Regions from separate parts of the Homo sapiens genome. Here all the other regions are linked to region 3. A link is a loop called in an ENCODE intact Hi-C map of the cell type or tissue named here. Cell type or tissue: IMR-90. All regions are shown on one strand. Each heading gives the region's core, and the rest is flanking DNA. Links, peaks and the distances in the headings are about the cores only.

The links. A loop is a pair of places that touch in the nucleus more often than their neighbours do. Peaks named below come from ENCODE experiments on the same cell type or tissue, not always from the same donor. Only the 100,000 strongest peaks of a DNase experiment are listed, where the experiment ranks them.
Region 1: a loop joins it to region 3, with 8 times the contacts of the local background. A loop is called at or near these places in 2 of 110 quality-filtered maps.
Region 2: it touches region 3 in a loop (2.3-fold over the local background); 3 of 110 quality-filtered maps call a loop at or near these places.

What each region holds. Positions count from the first base shown.
Region 1 is chr4:137,527,083-137,534,015 of GRCh38, forward strand. It overlaps PCDH18 (protocadherin 18), which reads right to left and starts at 5,412. Exons shown (of 4, transcript NM_019035.5): 1 at 2,520-5,412; 2 at 1,650-1,738; 3 at 1,396-1,559. The coding sequence starts at 5,006. RefSeq lists an enhancer at 5,321-5,440. In IMR-90, for the core only: a CTCF peak has its summit at 4,180 (motif pointing left); DNase peaks (open chromatin) are centred at 3,339 and 4,239; H3K4me3 peaks cover 2,500 bases; H3K27ac peaks cover 2,207 bases.
Region 2 is chr4:138,914,887-138,921,819 of GRCh38, forward strand. The region is part of intron 2 of LOC105377448 (a long non-coding RNA gene); the gene reads right to left. Among named protein-coding and RNA genes, the nearest start is that of NOCT, 97 kb to the right of the region's middle. RefSeq lists an enhancer at 4,412-4,471. In IMR-90, for the core only: a CTCF peak has its summit at 4,427 (motif pointing left); a DNase peak (open chromatin) is centred at 4,395; H3K27me3 peaks cover 208 bases.
Region 3 is chr4:138,086,562-138,093,494 of GRCh38, forward strand. It overlaps LINC00616 (long intergenic non-protein coding RNA 616), which reads right to left. Exons shown (of 11, transcript NR_037866.1): 7 at 4,382-4,478. It overlaps SLC7A11-AS1 (SLC7A11 antisense RNA 1), which reads left to right and starts at 2,453. Exons shown (of 7, transcript NR_038380.1): 1 at 2,453-2,745; 2 at 4,273-4,419. In IMR-90, for the core only: a CTCF peak has its summit at 4,105 (motif pointing left); a DNase peak (open chromatin) is centred at 4,090; H3K4me3 peaks cover 345 bases; H3K27ac peaks cover 312 bases.

The sequences.
Region 1 (6,933 bases), core at 2,961-5,460, 560 kb before region 3:
CATAGTTGGTAACTACTATTGCTACTACTATTCCTAATATTAATACCGCTCTGGCTACTGCCATCACTACTTCACTTATGAGTGCTCGAGTTTCTATTCACAGTGGTCCTTTGGTATCCAAAGGGGATTGGTCCAGGCCCCCTGTGGATATCAAAATTGGGTTGCTTATATAAAGTGGTATGGCAGTTATATACAGCCTACGCACATCCTCCCAAATACTTTAAATCTTCTCTAGGTTACTAAAAATACCTAATAAATGTAAATGCTATGTAAATAGTTGTTATACTGTATTGTTTTTTATTTGTATTGTTTTTTATTGTTGTATTGCTATTTTTTATTGTTTAATCCAAATACTTTCAATTAACAGTTGGTTGAATCTATGGATGTGGAACCTGCTGATACGGAATGTCAGCTATATTGATTTTCTTGAATTCCTGTAGCTGTCTGAGGCTCCCTCATGTTTATTTCCTAAACTCTCTTACTTATCTGTATTCAAAAATAGAGGTGCGATGAAACTAAGATGGGTGATATTGTGTTGTTCTATCTTTCATATATCAAATGGCAGTCAATGATCCACATTCAGTGAAACTTGGAAATATAGGTAGCCAAAAGAACACACGTATTCCTAAGGTTGATTTAATATTGCAGTCTTTAGTAGTGGGGCTGCTAGGATAATATAATCAGTATTTAGTCAGTTCAGAGAGTTCCTATTGCAGAATTAGAGGGAAGGAACTCCAAGGAAAACGTGGTTCGAAACTTAATAGCATCTCTTCTATCTAGCTGTGTACTTAAAAATTCCACTCTTGGGTCCCTGTGCCTCTTCTACTATAGCAAAATGAAATGTTGGCAAAAATATTCTGTGCTTACCACCTACAAAGATGCATTCCTTCTCCTATTTTTAATGCTTGAAGTGTACAATTTCCAGTGTATTTTAGTCTCTGATTTTGTGAGTTGGTGCCCATCACAGGAAATGCATCCTCCAAATTACAGTCCGGTTCACCACTCTGCGCCAAAACAGTTTAACTGAATAAAAACCACCACCCAATAATTTTGCAAAGAGTTACACAACCGTGTTCTATGGCTGTATCGGATGAGGTGGAAAGAGGGGGAAAGTGTTTGTTTTTTTGATTTTTCCCCACCCCTTTCTTCTTGTCCTATGAAGCTGTCATGCTTACTCGTTCTCTTCCAACCGCTTAATGAAATTTAAGAAAACAGTGTTAAAATGTTTCAGTTTCTGTTCATTACTAAACAGTGATGAACATACTATAAAACATATTATAAATACTTTAGTGCAAGGGACAAATAAAGAAGAAATATAAGCATGAGAGAAATTTTTCATTTTACTGGTGTCACGGTAGACCTGAAAATAAAGATTTTCTATCACTACCCTCTTACCTGCTGGAATTCTTCCATCTGTGAGAAACAGGTCGCTGAATCCTTCACCCAACAGCCTATCTATTGGAGAATCTCGCCCCAAATCATAATCACTGTCTCCTGCCTCACTGTCACCACGGCCACTGTCTTTCAAGCTAAATTTGTCCATGTCTTGAAGGGCATATCTGGAAAGATAAATCACAAAAAAAAATTACAGTTTTTACTCTTCAGCATTTATGTTGAAACTTAATAGGTAACACAAGAATAATTCATACCTGTAGCTCCTGGAATATTTGTTTCCTCGAAAACTTGGTCTTGGCTGATATTGCCCCTGGTGAAGCATTGAAAGAAGCTGAGAGACCTGCTGGAAACCAAATAGACAGAACTGATTCCCGGAAACAAGCCTCCAAACACTCACAATCTTTAAGCAAGAAAAACAGTTGCTTGCTATTTCAACTAAGTAATTGAATATATTCTCTCTATTTAAAAGATTTGCAAATGCTGGACTGTGGCGGACCACGCAGCCAGCTACCAACTATAACTAAAATATATCTCAGAGAGATTTGGATGACCTAATACAACTGACTTTTACTTTGTGAAAGAAGACTCCCTTTCAAATAACTGATTTATTTTCTTTATAATTCAGACAAAGTGACCACCTGTAAAAATACATGGAAAATACTGTAAAATACAACACTGCAATGCATGTAGTTTAAAAAATGTCAGGAAATCTTCCAAACTTGGACAAACATAGCATGCATTGAAATAGAAGTCTGAAGGCCTCAGTTTTTTTATTTGTTCAGTAAAGACTATAACCTTGAAAATAAAGCAAGTCTCTACTTTTTGGCTTCCCATTATTTTAATCTGGGAAGCAAGGGGACTCTAATTACATAGTCCTTTGTGACCTTCACATTTATTTTTCAATATTACACATATTATATGAAGTTATTTACTTAAGGAAAACTAAAAACAGTATGCTAAAGTGTGCATCTTTGCTACATATTCACAATGTAACTTGTATCCTACTTAATTTGCACAGTATTAGTATTGTTACTTATTAATGAAAACATTTAAGAACTAGTAAACACAATTCCTGAACACTAACACCTAACATTGCAATGAATTGATGCGGTTTATGATCTTACCTCAACAGCAGGAGTGGCGTGGGTGAGTTCTAATGAGAAATTCTCTGGCACGTGGTTTGATGAGATTGTCACCAAACTGTTGAGTGACTGGTGACTGTTGTGACTCTGCCGGCTGCCCATCTGCCCTCTTTCTAAGGTAGGAGATGAAGATGGAGACGATCTGTGATGAGATCTGATGGGCAGAGTGCCATTTATGGTAGGCACCAATGTGATGTCCCCTTTGTGAATCTGCCGGGATGGCCTTTTTGGGTGGTGCTGGTAAGTTGATTCGGCCACCCTGCAGTTATAGGATCTAGTGTCTTTCTTCTCGCGGTTACACCTAGTTGCAAATAGCACCATAATAACCAGCAACACTGCACAAATTGCTCCTAAGGAAATAATTATTATCATGGAGACATCCAAGGATGCCTGGCTTACTGAAGTCATTGCTGTACTTGTCACCGACTCTGCATATTCAAAGATCATGCACTTCAGAAGGACTTTGGTATGTAGCTGAGGATTGCCTTTGTCCTGAATGATAACTGACAGCTCCCATTCTGTGTAGGGAACAGAATCCATGCTAACGTTGGTATGGATGTCACATGATCGTGGATCAATTATGAAGATATTCTCCTCATTACCTGCTACTATGGCGCAGCTGAGTTCAGCATTCACACCAGAGTCTCTGTCAATTGCCCTTATTCTTGTGACATGAAAGCCACTTTCAGCCCCTTTGGGAATGGTGATTTCTGCCGTATTATTACGCAATGCAGGCCCTATAACCACAGGAACGTTGTCATTTTCGTCAATGATGGTGAGCACAACTGTGGTATTGCTTACCAGTTGCTTCGGGCTTCCTCCATCTCTTGCTTCTACCACAAAAGTGATCTGACTCACTTCTTCATGATCAAAGATTCTGAGGGCATAGATGGCTCCATTAGATGGGTCAATGGTTACATATGTAGTTATGGAACTTCCTAGAATAAAACTCTCCAAGATGGTGTATGTCACTTGCCCATTTTCTCCAAGATCAGGATCTGTGGCTGTAACAGTGGTGATATATGCCCCTGGTGAGTTATTTTCTGAAATTACAAATTCATATCGGCTTCTCTGGAAGTGGGGTGGATTGTCATTGATATCATTGATTTGAACTGTAAAATGTTTCACTGTAGAGAGACTGGGTGTCCCCCTGTCCTCAGCGATTACAGTCAAACTATACTCAGATCTCTTTTCTCTATCCAGTGTGGCATTAGTTAAGATTAAATAATTGTTTTCATATGTCTTCTGAAGTTTAAAGTGACCATGTCCATGAAGCTTACAAACTATTTCTCCATTCAGCCCAGAATCCTTGTCCTGAACTCTGACCAAAGCAACAAATGTATCAATAGGATCCCCTTCAAAAATATAAGATATTTCTTCTTTTCCAGGGGACATGAGGTTGATGTTAATTTCAGGTTTATTGTCATTAACATCCACAACCTTAATTATAATTTTGCAATGGGCTGGGATTGAATTTGGACCCAAATCTTGAGCCTGAACATCAATCTCATAGGATTTGGTGATTTCATAATCCACTTGCTTGAAAAGAGTCAAATGTCCTCTTTCAGAATCAATTTTAAAAGTCTCCATAATTTTGGGAGACACATGACTGCTGAAGGAATATACAATTTTCCCATTAGCGCCCTCATCTGGATCCGTGGCATTCAGATCTAAGAGCAAAGTGCCAACCGGGGAGTTTTCTAAGAGTTGTATTATATAAGATTGCTGCTCAAAAGCAGGGCTGTTGTCATTGGAGTCTGAAATGCTTATTTTTAGTATGGATGAGCCAGACCTCTGAGGTACTCCCATGTCTGAGGCAGTGAGCTGAAGCTCGTAGCTTGACTTCAGCTCCCGATCTAACTCTCTGACCACTATGAGTTCTGCATACTTGGCTCCATCAGTCCTGGTCCGAACCTCGATATTAAAAAAATCATTGGCAGAGAGCGAGTATGTGTGGAGGGAATTTTCCCCAACATCTGGATCAAATGCACTGTCCAGGGGAATGCGAGTCCCAACTGCTGCACTCTCAGATATCTCAATAGGTATGAGAGATCTTGAAAACTGGGGAGAATTGTCATTAATATCCAGCACTTCAACTTCAATATGGAAAAGCTGCAGATGCTCTGTGGGTAGAGTGATCACATCAAACTCTATGGAACAGTTCAAGTTTTTCTGGCACAGTTGTTCACGGTCAATTGTAGCCCCTATGCTGATTTCCCCATTATCCTCGTTTACTACAAGTAGAGGAGAATTTCCCCTCTGCATGGCTCGAAATCGAACAGTAGAAGGATTAGGAAGCTTCAATAAAACATCAGCCACATCCTCTGATAGTCTTGCAATTACTGATCCAACCCTCTGTTCCTCATAAATCCTGTATTTCAAATTCTTGCCCAGTACATCGTGGTTGAAAGATACTATCAGAAGTGCAAAAACAAACCTAAAGTGCATTTTAGCATTCATTTGGTGCATTGGTCAGTTTATGAGATTTCCCTCACAGAGCAAGTTAAAACAGCAAAGCAATTGCCTCAACTTCCTTTGGCAACGTAAAGCTACATTTGGTACTTGAAACTTGAAAGCGTCTCTTAATAACACAGCACAGCAATTAACAGCTCGCAAACTTTTGTTTTATACACACCGTGTCACGACTTCCAGATACCTTCGGCATGGAGTCCAGTCCTTGCGTTTGTTTGGTCGTTCGTCCTCTTTCCAGGCAGGAGAGTGTCACCTCCGCGTTTTCTCCCTTGTGTAGTCGGAATCCATCTATTGCAGGGTGCCGGTGGAGTCTGCAGTGTGTCTTTCCTGAGCGATTCTTTCTCCCTTTAGCTGCTCGGCTGCAGACTAAACACCCGTGATTGCTGACTCCAGTCTAAAATCTGTACAACTTCACTTCAACTCAGACAAAGCTCTTGCCCAGCGTGTGTTGAATCGCTTCCAGCCAATCAGCGTGCTTCCAAATCAAAAGCTGATGGAGTCACCCAAGGAGGGAGGGCGAGAGTGGAGGGTGGGAGAGAGAAAGAGACGGAGAAGGAGGAAGGCGGGGGTGGGTGCGCGAGGGAGAGAAGGGGAGATGGGCTGGTGGGGGCTGGGGGAGGAGATGGGAGCCAGTCCTTCCCTGTTCCTTCCTTCTTCCTCCCCACTCCCCCTCCGCCTTTCAATCTACTGCATTCACTTTCTCTGAGCGTGCCATGACAAAGGGGAGACAAATTACAGAAGAAAAACTTTAAATCAACTTCTGGTCGCCTTTATTTATATGGCACGTTAAATTCTTCTTGTTTTCTTAATTGCCCTTTCTTCTGCCACAGACATGTAATCATCTTGCTTTTCATAGTCCTTAAGTGCTAGTTTAACTTAAAATACCTCTAAGTGCGTTTTGTTGGTGGAGGAATTTAATACAATTTGAAAACTTGCTTCTAATTATGCTTCTCAGACCACCTCCTTCCCCACTCCCTCTGTAAATACTTGGGCCTTTCTCCTTCCAGGAGCACAAGCAGATTTTCTTGGGGCTCTGTTTTTAAAGAACGGAGCAAGTAAAGAGGTTTCATTTTCTGTTTTCTTTCATCTTTATTCTTTGAAGATAAAAAAAGGGCTATCTTGCACTCTTCATTTCTCTTAATTAGCAAGACTTAAGGGAACACCTCAGAATTTGGAACTAATTAACAATATAGTTCTACCTTGTATGATTTCTTTCCTTGAGTTTGGGCAAAATTGTTTGTAATATTTCTTTGTCCTGTACTTCAAAAAAATCCTATTTATCTTGGGTAAAAGACACTGCAAGCTTTAGCATGCCAATTTCTACCAAAAGGCACTATCTATACATGGCTAGTCTTTGCAGTGAATACAGGGGGGACATGGACTCAATAGTTTACAAGTCAAATTTTTATAATATATGCATTATTTATGAAAACACTTCAGATATGTATTTTAAAAACCCCAAAGGTTGTTTACACTGACAAATCAAATGCCTGAGCTGAAAATTGCATTTTGTATGCATCAAAATGCTAGGAAATATCATGGGAGGCTTGTGCTCTATCCAGGTCACAGAAACTGATACGGTATTCTTATTTGAAAATATGATTATTTATGATGTTCTTTCTGCTCTGCAATTCCTTTTAAGTTTATCATCGTGGCTCCATTTTTGCTGCTTTTTTTCATACCTTTTTCCTTATTCCTCAGCTGTCTTCATCCGCTTGCATATTTGCTGTTTCACAGAATGTCATTGTCACTTTTTTCCATTTATTTTTTCTCACTGTCTATTTTGCCCCCCAGAAACATATAAAAAAAGTAATTTTCTGATTTTTCCACTTTGCTTACTCTCAGCAGAGCTCAGCTAAAGTCACTAAGAAGGCTCTTTCCAAAAAAGAAAGCAGAGGAGTCTCAGCGTGAATTCTCCTTCTTT
Region 2 (6,933 bases), core at 2,886-5,385, 830 kb after region 3:
ACCAGCACTTTCCATCCCCCTGATCAAAACACTGGGCTCAGAGGTAAGCATTGTAGGCTAAGCAGGCCCATCAGTGTGATTCTCAGGGTTTTTCTTGGAACTTTAGGATAAAAGTATTTTCTCTTCCTTTGGAAAGAGAAATATTATGAAATAAAATCATTTTTGCTACCATGAGGAGAGTGAGAGAAAAATAAAACTTTTTAAATTAAAGAAACCCCTAGCTAGCATCCTGATGATTTTGTGTACCTTTGGATCAACCTCACATGAAGCCCAGTTTACCGATAAACAATGCGGTGACATGAGCCAGTAATATTCGTTTATCGCTCAAGAGAATTTCTGTGACTCGATATGGGCCAGGCACAATGGCTCATGCCTATAATCCCAGCACTTTGGATTTTTTTTAGGTTGGTTTTTTTTTGGCGGGGGAGGGGTGTTGGTATTTTTAGTAGAGATGGGGTTTCACCATGTTGCCCAGGCTGGTTTCAAATTCCTGAGCTCAGGCAATCCACCCACCTCGGCCTCCCAAAGTGCCAGGATTACAGTGAGCCACATCGCCCAGCCAATCCCAGCACTTTGGGAGGCAGAGGCAGGTGGATCGCTTGAACTTAGAAGTTCAAGACCAGCCTGGGCAATAGAGGGAAACTCTATCTCTACCAAAAAAATACAAAAAAAAAAAAAAATTAGCCAGATGTGGTGGTGCACTCCTGTAGTCCCAATTACTTGGTAGGCCAAAATTGGAGGATTGCTTGAGCCTGGGAAGTGGAGGCTTTAGTAAGCCAAGATCACACTATTGCACTCCAGCCTGGGTGACAGAGCAAGACCCTGTTTCAAAAATAAAAATAAAAAAGAATTGATCTGTTGATATGGAAGTTTTCATGAGGTTGTCAGTGTTTGAACTGGACCTGCAGACATACAGGAATTGAATGATACTGTGAGCTGGTGAGAATATTCCAGGAAAGATGTAATCTCAGCAAAGGCAGGAACACCCTGCAGTGCTTTCCCTGCATTTTGTGGGATCTGCCTTCTGCCTGCCCTGCAGCAGCTGCATTCTTTATCTACCAAATAATCATTGTCTGATTTATAACCAGGCCCAGTCCTAAAGCTTGTTACCATTAACTATGTAAGTTCAATTTCATTGCAATTTGTTTTCTCTTTTTATCTAACTTTTGACTTTATCCTAAACAGAAGGCATGTCCTCTTCCAGATAGTCAGACAAATTTGCCTTTAAGACCTAAGCTGATATTAAGTAGGAAAGTTCATTCAGCTCACTTTGGAAGTAGTTTGGTTTTTGACAGGACAATAGGACAGAGATGGAAAAAAAAGGGGGATATGGTTTTTAGTGTTATCTATTGCTGTGTAACTATATCACTACAAACTTAGTAGCTTTAAAAAGAAAACATTTATTATCCCATAGTTTTTGTGGGTCAGGAGTCTGGGCATAGCTTAGCTGGTCTTCTGTTTAGGGTCTCACAAGGATACAATCGAGGGCCGGCTAAGGCTTCGCTCTCATCTGAGACTCAACTGAAGAAGGATCTGCTCTCAACTCTGATTGTTGGCAAATGCAGCTCTTTGTGGTTGTAGGACTGTGGGGGCTTTAGTATTTTGCTGAATATTGGCCAGAAGTAGCCCTCGGCTGCCACTGGCCATCTGCAGTTCCTTGCTGCAGGGGGTTCCCCAACATGGCCTCTTGCTTCTTCAAAGCTAGCAAGGGAGAAAAAGAGGCTCCCACAAGATGGGCGCTCTGGGTGACCCCATCCCTACAGCTCCAGGCAGCCACCATCCGGCCTGTTGAAACCAAGGTAATGGGTTCCCCACCCATAATTTGAAACCAAAGAGGCAGGCTTGATGATCTCCAAATCACCTTTAGTGTTATTATTCCCTCATCTAGAAGAAGAGCATGGTTTTGCAGCCAAATTGCTGTATGGTTCACTCCTGTAGGACCTAAGAAGTCCAGCAGCCTTTCTTCATTTCATCCTGTCTCCATCCCTTCAAACTGGCAGTGTTTTTGCTAGGCTGGCTAAATAGGTTGTGGTTCACCCCCACACTAGCCTCCATATCAAATGGCTAGTCAACCATATCCTTAGTGTTCTCTCCTGAGCACACTTCCTCATTTTTTGCGATATGGACAGGCTAAGGATTTCCCAAATTTTTAGGTTTTTGTTCCTTTTTGCTTAACAATTCTTTCTTCAACTCATTTCTCTCTTCTCATATTTTACTATAAGCACTTTAGAGGAATCAAGCCACTTTTTAATGCTTTGCTTAGAAGTCAATTAAATATCTAATTTCATCGCTTACAAGCTCTACCTTCCACAAAACACCGTAACACAAACACAATCCATCCAATTTCTTTATCACTTTATAGCCAGGACTGCCTTTCTTCCAGTTTCCACTAACATATTCCTCATTTCTATCTGAGACCTCACCAGAATGGCCTTAACCGTCCATAGTTCTACCAACATCCTGTTCATGATTATTCACGTATTCTCTAAGAAGATGGAAGCTTTCTCTAACAGCTCTCCTCTTTTCTTTCTAAGCTCTCACCAGAATTACTTTTAACAATTGAGATTCACAGCAATGTCAGCTTTTTCTAGCATAGACCTCATCAGGGGTGTCCAATCTTTTGGCTTTCCTGGGCCACATTGGAAGAAGAATTATCTTAGGCCACACATAAAATAAACTAACACTAACCATAGCTAATGAGCTAAAAAATAAAAATAAAAATAAATAAAAAATTTAAAAAGGCAAAAAAATCTCATATTGTTTTAAGAAAGTTTACACATTTGGGTTGGGCCACATTCAAAGCCATCCTGGGCCTCATGTGGCCCATGGGCTGTGGGTTGGACAAGCTTGGTCTACCTATTACCCAGTTTCAGAGCCACTTCCACATTTTTACATATTTGTTACAGCAGCATCCCCATTTCCCGGTACCAATTTCTTCGTTAGTCTGCTCAGGCTGCCATAACAAAATTCCACAGACTGGGTGGCTTTCACAACAGAAATCTTATTTTCTCACAGATCTGGAGGCTGGAAGTCCATGATCAACGTGCCAGAGGTTGGGTTTCTCCTGAGGCCTCTCTTCTTGGCTTGCAGATGGTCGCCATCTTGCTGTGTGCTCACTCAGAAAACTCTGCACCCACCTCCCTAGTATCTATTCTTCTTCTTATCAGAATACTAGTAGTATTGAAATAGGGCTCCCCCTTATGACTTCATTTAGACTTAATTACCTCCTAAAAGACCCTGTCTACAAAAACGGTTACTAGGGCTTCAGCCTATGAATTTTGAAGGGATGCAATTCAGTCTGTAACAATGACCCACCTTCACCAGATACAACATTTACATGACCACGAGCACAACGAACTCTTCTGCTGTGCCTGCTTCTTTCAACATATTCGTGCTCACCATCAGGACTGGTAGAAACTAGAGTTTGTTTACAGCCATATGGGAGACCGTGGGTTTTTTCCTGAGTGCGATCATGGGGCATGCATTTGTGTGTGTCTGTGTGTGGTACTCAGCTCCAAGGCCTTGTAACAGAGATGATGTATCCCCATCGAAGAAAAATGACAGTCAGAATAAGAAGACGAAGCCAGTTTGTCACTTAATGCAAAGGCTGATTGTGCGGCAACAACAGCCTCACACTGGGATTGATTACAAACAAGATGACACTTCCCTGTGGGCTGCCTCGCGTGTTATTATAAATAAATACCATTCGTTTTAGAATCTGCATTACTGCAGAGGATAGATTATACCTCAGCGCCCTAGGTATACAGTAAATATCCCAGGGAGTACAATGGCCCTTCTCAACCCACAATAGGAGCCTCGCCTCATGTGACACAGTATCATAAATAAAATCAGGCCGTAGCACAGAGCCATGAGAACAGAAGTGAAGACAGAGTTTGACTGATGTTAGGGATTCATCTCCATGAAGGGCATGCTTTAAAGTGTGGTGGGATTTTGTTCCAAGCGGCCCAGGGGCCCTCAGTAGCTGTAAGGCATTTTTGATTTATCCCTGGCAGTGAAGCCCAAGAGAACCGCTCGATACCTAAGAGTATTTCCTGAAAATCAGAGTTCGGTTTTCAAGATGAAAATAAATCTGTTAAATTTTTTTGAATATCTCCTTGCCTTTGTCCCGACTGTTCCAAATCTGTCATCCTACGATCTTCAAATAAATAAATTATTTTAACCAAGAAATATAGAGCGACTGTTTTCTATTTATTTCTTTATGCCTTGCTTCAGTGCAGGGTTGAATTTGATCTGCCTGTGAGAAATATATATTTTTCATTTCCGGGGCTATCCACTCGTTTTCTATCTTCCTCTCTCCGTCTTCTCGACGTCTTCCTATCTCTGCTATCTTTCCTTCATAAGCACGGATAGGCGCTGGGAAGGCTCAGCCAATCCCCTTTTCAGGTGTGACACGAGTGCCCTCTGCCGTCCAGAATGGCGAACAACTCAGCATCCAGGCAGGTTCAGACCAGACGAGGAGATGGGGAAAAAACCTACAGCCGTTCTCCCATCTCTGGGCAAACACTGGACGTATTGTTAAAATGAATAATTTATTAAACCACAATTGTTTATTGACTGCTCTTTCACTATCTGCTTTCCAGTTATTAAACACATTCGCGGGGTGCTTGGGTGTCAGCCCTTAGCCGACTTGAAGCTTCTTTCTGAGGCAATGATGTTCCCAGCCCCCTTGCTTCTCTCCACACGAGACATTTTCGATCTCTTTTGTCAGGTCAGGGTCAAACTACAGTTGTTCTGAGATGACTTTATCAATTCTCAGTTGATAGACTCTAAATGAAAAAATGCCTACCGCCGCCCCGTCGCTACTTAAGAAGGAGGGTTATTTGTGTAATGTTCTGTCAGTCCAGCAGGATCTGTGACAGACGCAAAGAGTCAAGTGAAATAAGGGAAAAGAAGTTTTTATGCCTCTTATTAGTCTCTCTTCCTTACATCAAGGAACTGATGACATCCATCCTAGGATGTCCTTCCAAACTGAAAGAGGCACGGGAAGAACCGTCCCTCACTCCTTTCGGAGTAAGCAAGACCCGCTTTAAGTATTCGTGCTAATTCTCCACCCTTCACCCTGAGGGGATTCAATGTCCACAGCAGAGCAGGTGGGAGGGGGCCCTTGCCAGGAAGAAAATTCTCTCACTCCAGATTTGAAGGAAGCATCAGTCTGTACCCAGAGTGCCCCCTGCTTTTAAAGGGCAAACATTTCCACCATCCAGAATTGCAAGAAAATGTGCAGTAACCCAAAAATAAATCAATAAGGCCCAAGGCAAAGGAAGAAACAGAGATTCCCAAAATTGAAAGTGAGATTTTATTCTAAAACCCAAAATTTTTAAAAATATTTGATTGATACTGATACTAGACATAAGCACAAGAAAGCTTTCACCATTCCCTCTCTCTCTCTCTATCTCCTAAAATAAGACAATCATTTCATTTCCAAATAACTCATTAGGGATTTGTGTTTAAATGCAGAGACCTATTGCCAGATGTTGCCAAAATAAAAAAGAAAAACCCTAACAGTAAATAAAATCAGAAATGTCATCAAATTATTCCTTTCCCCAAACTATATATGACTTTCAAGGAAAACTCACACTTTGATATTCTCTGTCACAATATTAATATTCACAGGCTTAGCATCCAGAAGACACAGGCGAGACACAGGCTAGGGGGTGGGGAGGAACCCTGCCAGCAAGGTTTGCCCAAACTCAAGCATTGAGAAAGCGTGTCTGTAAGATACAGTACATATTGATGACAACTGGCACTAAATTTGAAGTGAATCTGATTTTCTGACCTGAGTGACAGCTATGGTTTTGCCAGGCATGTGACTGAACATGGCACAACCTCACTAAGCTTTGGTTTCCATGTTTGTAAAATTAAACTGATGCTTCTTCCTTCATGAAATTAAATATGAGTTCTTCTGTGTCATGTACACAAAGTACTTAGCACAGTTAGAGGTAGAGTAAACATGCAATACATGTATGGGACCCTTAGCTTTCTATTTTCATTCCCTTCTTTCCATCCTAAGCACCATACTTCAAAACAGGGTCAGGCCAGGTGTGGTGGTTCATGCTTGTAATCCCAGCACTTTGGAAGGCCAAGGTGAGTGGATTGCTTGAGCCCAGGAGTTCAAGAACAGCCTGGGAAACATGGTGAAACCCCATCTCTATAAAAAAAAAAAAAATACAAAAATTAGCCAGGTGTGGTGGCTCACACCTATAGTCCCAGCTACTTGGGGAACTGAGGCAGGAGGATGGGTTGAACCCGGGGAAGTTGAGGCTGCAGTGAGCCAAGATTGAGCCACTACACTCCAGCCTGGGTAACAGAGTGAGTCCTTGTCTCAAAAAAAAAAAAAAAAAAAGGAAAGGGTCACCCCATTTTTATGCTTCCTAAATTCCATCTGCCTTTATTCAACAAATATTTATTGAACTCTTCTATGTTCTAGCTACTCAAATATGAAAAAGAGTCCTCACCCTCTAGGAAGAGGACATATATATAACACATTAACAATCTATATAATCAAACTAATTATTTGTTATTGGCACTAAAATAGCTGGTGTTATACGTGGCTGTGTGGCACACATGAAGTTTACTTTAGTGGAAGGTGTTCGGGGTAGGAAAGAACCACAATTATTTTTCTTTTCATACAAAGTCATGTAATTAATCATTTCATTTAGAATAATGGTACATTAAAAGTTTAAATTGATAAGTCTAGGTATTTTGAATGTTGCCATAATTTTACAGGTGATAAAAGAGGCTCAAAATGTTCATGATTTGGTCAGGCATGGTGGCTCACACCTGTAATCTCAGTGCTTTGGGAGGCTGAGGTGGGTGGATCACCTGAGGTCAGGAGTTCGAGACCAGCCTGGCCAACATGGCAAAACCCTGTCTATAGTAAAAATACAAAAATTAGCTGGGCATCGTGGCGCG
Region 3 (6,933 bases), core at 2,802-5,301:
AAATCTAGTAGATCACTTTACCTAATAGGCGTTTTAAATCAAACTTCTATTTTTGGAACTTTAAAAAATATTTTTCTACAGTCCCACTTCTACAAAGACATTCTTCAGTTTACACTGGAGACCAGTTTATGCAGTTTGTATTGGAGCCTAGTCAAATTCTTCCACACTCTTCCTACATTTCTTTGTATAATGACCCCCCTTTCCCCAAACTCTATTTCTGTTGTTAATTTCCTGAGGATTGTATAGAACGCTGCTTAAATGAGAAACATCAGTACTGAGGATGTAGGCAATGCCTTAATTGATCAGATAAACATGGTCCATTTAGTTTTGCTTTAACTCAAACTTCAAAGTACCAAGCTGTAGGTTTGCTACATTTTGGCAGAAGCAAAAAGCCTGAAACTCTTCAGGAGGTAAGGAAGCTATGGAAATTAGGCATCTGCCCAAAATCTAGGATAAAGAATAAACACTTAAAACTCATTTTAACATCTACTTTGAACTGAAAAGAAAAGGGCTCATGAGAACATTTGAATATAGGAAAAGGACAATTTTCAAGACTGTGAACTTGAACCCATTTGACAGCAGAGAATGTGATCTCAGGGCCATGTGATACTGGTCTGTCTTCATTAAAGTCCCATCAGCCCTACCAAGATGAAACAAACTTTCTAAATTTTCCTTTACTCTTCCAACTGCCATATGTGAGCTCTCGGTATGGACTTGCCTCGGGAGGATTTATATAGGCCTTTTGAACTTCTAACAGAGTCTCTCTTTTGAGTAACCATTTAAAAGATGATTAAATTTAATTAGACTGTATTTTTTCCTTTGACATGTGCCTTCAAAGTCCATTTTATTACATTCTTTTATCCTAGCAGCACACTAATGCTCTCGGGTGTAGGGCACCTTCAGATGCAGGAACACAGGAGGGAGATATTTATATACTCACTTAATCCCCTGGGAGTATTTTAGGAATGGCCGACATCTGACATCCATGCCTGCCCAGCAACACTGCCTGAGCTAATGTTGCTCAGGAATCAACTCAGACACATGACAATTTGGATGAGTAATCTGAGCCCTCCATACACCTGTCCTAGATAGGGGTTCAAGGTGCCCTTGGGTTGTATCATCTATTTATACCCTAATTATTTCTCTTTTGATGTTTTTCTTATTCTCTGAATTTATTGATAATAACTACACTTCGATAGTGTGTCCGGAACTGGTGGGTTCTTGGTCTCACCGGCTTCAAGAATGAAGCTGCGGACCCTCACAGTGAGTGTTAAAAGTTCCTAAGGGCGGTGTGTCCTGAGTTTGTTCCTTCTGATGTTCGGATGTGTTCGGAGTTTCTTCCTTCTGGTGGGTTCATGGGCTCGCTGGCTCAGGAGTGAAGCTGCAGACCTTTGCGGTGAGTGTCACAGCTCTTAAGGCACACTCTCGACTTGTTCGTTACTCCCCGGTGGGTTCGTGGTCTGGCTGGCTTCAGGAGTGAAGCTGCAGACCTTCACGGTGAGTATTACAGCTCATAAAGGCAGTGTAGACCCAAAGAGTGAGCAGTAGCAAGATTTATTGCAAAGAGCGAAAGAACAAAGTTTCCACAGTGTGGAAGGGGACCCTGTACAGTTGCCATTGCTGGCTGGGGCAGCCTGCTTTTATTCATCCTGCTGATTGGTCCATTTTGCAGAGAGCCAATTGGTCTGTTTTACAGAGAGCTGATTGGTCCGTTTTGACAGGGTGCTGATTGGTGCATTTATAATCCCTGAGCTAGACACAAAGGTTATCCACGTCCCCACTAGATTAGCTAGATACAGAGTGTCCACTGGTGTATTTACAAACCCTGAGCTAGACACAGAGTGCTGATTGGTGCATTTACAAACCTTGAGCTAGATACAGAGTGCCGAGTGGTGCATTCACAATCCCTTAGCTAGACATAAAAGTTCTCCAAGTCCCCACCAGATTCAGGAGCCCAGCTGGCTTCACCCAGTGGATCTCGCACCGGCCGCAGGTGGAGCTGCCTGCCAGTCCCGCGCCGTTTGCCCCCACTCCTCAGTCCTTGGGTGGTCGTTAGGACCGGGCGCCGGGAGCAGGGGGCGGCGCTCGTTGGGGAGGCTCAGGCCGCGCAGGAACCCACGGCGGGGGAGCGGGGAGAGGAGAGCAGGGAGGAGACTCAGGCATGGTGGGCTGCAGGTCCCGAGCCCTGCCCTGCAGGGAGGCAGCTAAGGCCCTGCGAGAAATAGAGCACAGCAGCTGCTGGCCCAGTTGCTAAGCCCCTCACTGCCCGGTGCTTGCGGGCTGGCCGGCCGGCTGCTCCGAGTGCGAGGCCCGCCGAGCCCACGCCCACCTAGAACTCGTGCTGGCCTGCAAGCGCCGGGCGCAGCCCCGCAAGCACCGCGCGCAGCCCGGCAAGCAACGCGCGCAGCCCCGGTTCCCGCCCGCGCGGAGCCCACGCCCACCCGGAACTCATTCTGTCTGGCAAGCGCCGCGCGCATCCTCGGTTCCCGCCGCGCCGTTGCCGCCGCTCCTCTCCCTCCTCACCTCCCCGCAAGCTGAGGGAGCCGGCTCTGGCCTTGGCCAGCCCAGAAAGGGGCTCCCACAGTGCAGCGGTGAGCTGAAGGGTTCCTCAAGCGCGGCCAGAGTGGGCGCCAAGGCCGAGGAGGCGCCCAGAGCCAGCGAGGGCTGCCAGCAAGCTGTCACCTCTCAATAGGAACTGGTACCAACCTACTTACGAAGAAGTATTTGTTTTAACCTGAACCTGGGGTAAGATTTACTCAAAGATTATTTCAGAGTCTAACCCACTCTTAAAACCATGTTTATACATTTACTAGAAATATAAGTCAGTGTCAATGGCATTACAGGGATCGATGGAAAGCAAGTACCTCAATACCTGTTCGACAATTAGGTCATGCAGAAAATCACTAGATGTACGATTCAGTAATTTTTACTTTTATTGGTAGAATTTGGAGAGAAGGAGAAGAAATATGACAAAGAGTAGCAGACATTTAAAGAAAAGGTAAAAGTCAACATTTGCAACCGGGTACTAAAGACTCATTCCTGTTAAAGGAGAGCAGATGTAACTGCTCAACTGCTTCACAATGCCTTTGGTGATAGCTCTTGCTGGGACATGTGGATGAATGCAGTTTTCTCTCTTCACAATTGCGTTGTTGCTTTAGCCAGAACGCTGTGGCATTTTACCAGCCTTTCCCTTCTTGGTCACATTTTTTACAAATATAAAGAAGAAAGAAAATGAACACATTGCAAGTAATTTCTTCTTCATTTTGGTGTGCTATTGAACAACACCGGTGTGCCCCTGTGGTCCTGGCTGCCTGCTTGCTGCTAACTTCCCCGGGCCTCTAAGGCTTGGGCATAGGGAGGCAGAAGATTGTTTGCGGTTTTTCGCTTTTTGCTTTTTCATTGGCGTGACAGTGCCCAGCAGTCTAGTCTATTCTTTCCTTTTTCATTTTTTCACTGGTGTGAAGGAGCACAGTCACTTAGCGAAAGAACGACCTGCGGCTAAAGGGAGCGAAGAAGAAAGGAGCAGGCCAGCCTGGCCTTTCTCTGTGGCCTGAAACTGCCTAAAGTTAATTGCTCACATAAGAAGAATAACTCGTGGTGCTGTAATTGAATTTTTATGGAAATAAACAGGTGGCAGATTTACTATAGCTGGGGGATAGTAGGGGGCGAAATGCTGTAGCCACATTAACCTGTTTAATTTAATAGCTTCGGTACTCATAGGGGGGAAAGAAAAAAGCAGTGTTGCTCTTTGAGTCAGTTGGATGCCAAATGTAAATAACTACAGTTACCCTAGCATGCCCAAGTGGTTGAGCAAAAAAGGGCTTTGTGCCAGCTTCAACTTGGTTTTCATGTTTATTAATTAAGCTCCTGGAAGTTTCAAAAACAGAAGTTTTAACTCACAAAGAACTGGGAAAAAAAGGAAGAGGAAAGAATTTGGCAAAGGGAAAATAGACCGATAGACAGACAGACGGACGGACGGACGCACGCACGCACGCTCGCTCTTCTTCCATTAATGGCACAGCACCAGTCTGTGATAGATATTAGGAGCACTCTATACTGGACACAGGAAGGAAAAACTAAAGGCTAGCTTTGCACGATGCTGCCCCCCAGTGGTAAGATTTTGGAAATGCATTTTTATATTAAGTAGAAGAATCAGTAACTGGTGAGATATGCAGAGAACACCATTAGCTTCTTGACGTAGCTGACGTTTACTTTTAAGCCAAATACCAGGAATAAAAGTTTGTGTTGAAATTTTTGTCTATTTGACTGCAGGGAAAAACAACATGAACTGTTCGTCTATCTATATCGTCATTATTTTTTACCTCATGGATTGAAACAAATTTTAAAGGAAAAAAGAATGTTAAGAAAGAGCAGCACTTACTATCAGGGAGGCACCTCACGAGCATTGTAAACACTCAGGTGAGTAAAACACGTGCATCCTCTGCCAGCTTTCCCAGGCTTGAGTGGTGGGCAGATTCCTAGATGAAGAATTTAAGATAAAATAGAGTTTGCTAAGTATTAAAAAGCACACAAAGAAAAATTAGTGTGAGCGTGAAGTAGAGTATCCAAAATTCATTTTATCAATAAGAAACACTTTACACACTATTTGAATTACCTCATCAAATACCTAATACCCAAGATTATCAGAACCAGAGAAATCCAGCCAAACATTGCAATGGAGCTAAAGAGTAAAAACAAACCCAAGACTAAGCTGGCAAGAAGTCAGAGAGCCTGAAGGGTGCTCTTTCCTCTTACCAGTTTTGTTTTTGGTCCCATAAACCTTTAGTAAGTCCTTGCTGAGTGCATCACACTTTACTGACTGCACTTTAGGGTGTCAACTGAAGAGTGATTAACTTCATAAATCTGAAAGGAGAGCTTAAAGGTTCTTCTCATGAAGGGTTGGAGCCTGCCGGCGACCATTCTGACAGACTGAGAAGTGTAGCCTCTGGCTAGAAGCTGGAAACAGGCATGTAGAGGGTAGGATAGGAAAAATAAGATGGATTTATGGCTAACAGGGTGGCTAAGTATACATATTCAGCAGGTCATAGAAGGAGATATAAATATTCACAAAGGGGAGGCACAGCATGTGTAACATGCATCCCATGTTCACTCTGGGATGAAGACTTAACATTTAAATGTGTTACAATTAGACCTTATACATCAAAAGGTGAACCAGAGGACACAAAGAACCTCTATGTGGCAGCCTACAAAGACGGGCCCCAGGAGCACTTCATGGTCAATGGTCTCTTATCAGGAAGGAATGCTGGTCAGTTGCTGTGTCGAAACTGTGAAAAGGGCCAGGTGCAGTGGCTTACGCCTGTAATCCCAGCACTTTGGGAGGCCGAGGCAGGTGGATCACCTGAGGTCAGGAGTTTGAGACCAGCCTGACCAACATGGCAAAACCCCGTCTCTACTAAAAATAAAAAATTAGCCAGGTGTGGTAGCAGCCACCTGTAATACCAGCTACTCGGGAGGCTGAGGCAGAAGAATCACTTGAACCTGGGAGGTGGAGGTTGCAGTGAGCCGAGATCGTGTCATTGCTCTCCAGCCTGGTCAACAAGAGTGAAACTCCATCTCAAAAAATGAAAATAAAAAATAAATTAAAAAAAAAAACTGAAAGGGAGGGGCAGCATCAGGCAGTTGGTTCCTATAGGTGGCAGAAGGAATCTTTCAAAAGGGCTGGTTACTGTTAAACACCTAGGGAAGAGAACCTAGTGGCGGTTAGCAAGGGAGGAGGTATACGAGGCACATCTGACCTCCCATCGTGTCATGGCTGTGAACTCCATTTTTAAGGTTTCTCTGAGGTCCCGTTGGGCAAGAAGGGGTCTATTCAGTTGGTTTAGGGACTTAGGATTTTATTTTTGTTTCTCAAAGGGCACTTTTACCCCATGTGCTGATGTCTGTCCGTGCACAGCCTCGGGCTCTTCTCTCCTCCGTCTGCATTTTTCCACATAATGGACCTCATTTCCCATCTATGGACCAATGACTTCCATATTTATTTCATCACCAAACCAGTTCCTATTATTTATCCTCATGTCTAATTTCTCACTCAACATCTTCATATGAATGTGTGTCAGGCCCCTCAAATATTATAGGTCTAAGATCATTGGCCCCAATCTTATTCTCATTCAGTATATACACGATGAATATATATACATATTTATGTATATCCTGCTATGCAAACCAGAAATATAAGAACACTGTTTTACATTTTCTACTGTCTCACACCCAGTGTTCAATCCATCACCAACAGTCAATCATGAGTCCTATTAATATTAATTCCTAAATGTCTCATAACTCTATCTACCTATTTCTATATCCATACAACAAACTCTCACTGCAACAATTCAATAACATACCTTGCCGCTCTCTGTTCATACCCATACTGCACCCAGAGTATTCCTTTACGTGTCTAATCATGATATTATGTCATCCCTGTTTAAAGCCACACACTTGATTTCTCATCGCTATTCAGATCAGAGAAAATCCTGCAAGTTCAGGTCCCTGTCTACTTTTCAGGCTCCTCTTGGTCACTCTGAACCTCACATTCCTCACTCCAGGTGTACTGTCTTCCATTCGCTTCTCAAGCACACTTTTCTCTCCTGCTATGGAATCACTGCACGGACTCCTTTGTCTGTGCTCTTTGACACCTACCTCTGCCTTAGAGCTCATCTGAAATATCACTTGCTGAAGTAAGACTTTTCCTACCTTTCCCATTTTCTCCTCCAAAACTCCTTGCATACACAGACACACAGATACACACACACCCCAGGACAACAGAGGGTTCCCCTGTAACACAAGCTTATAGAATTATCTTGAGCAGTGACTGTCCAGTTTGTACCATTAAATTATCAGTGCTACAAAAGCAAAGACCATGTCAAGATTTGCTCATCATTGTACCCCTGACACCTAGCACAAAGCATGAATCTTGGT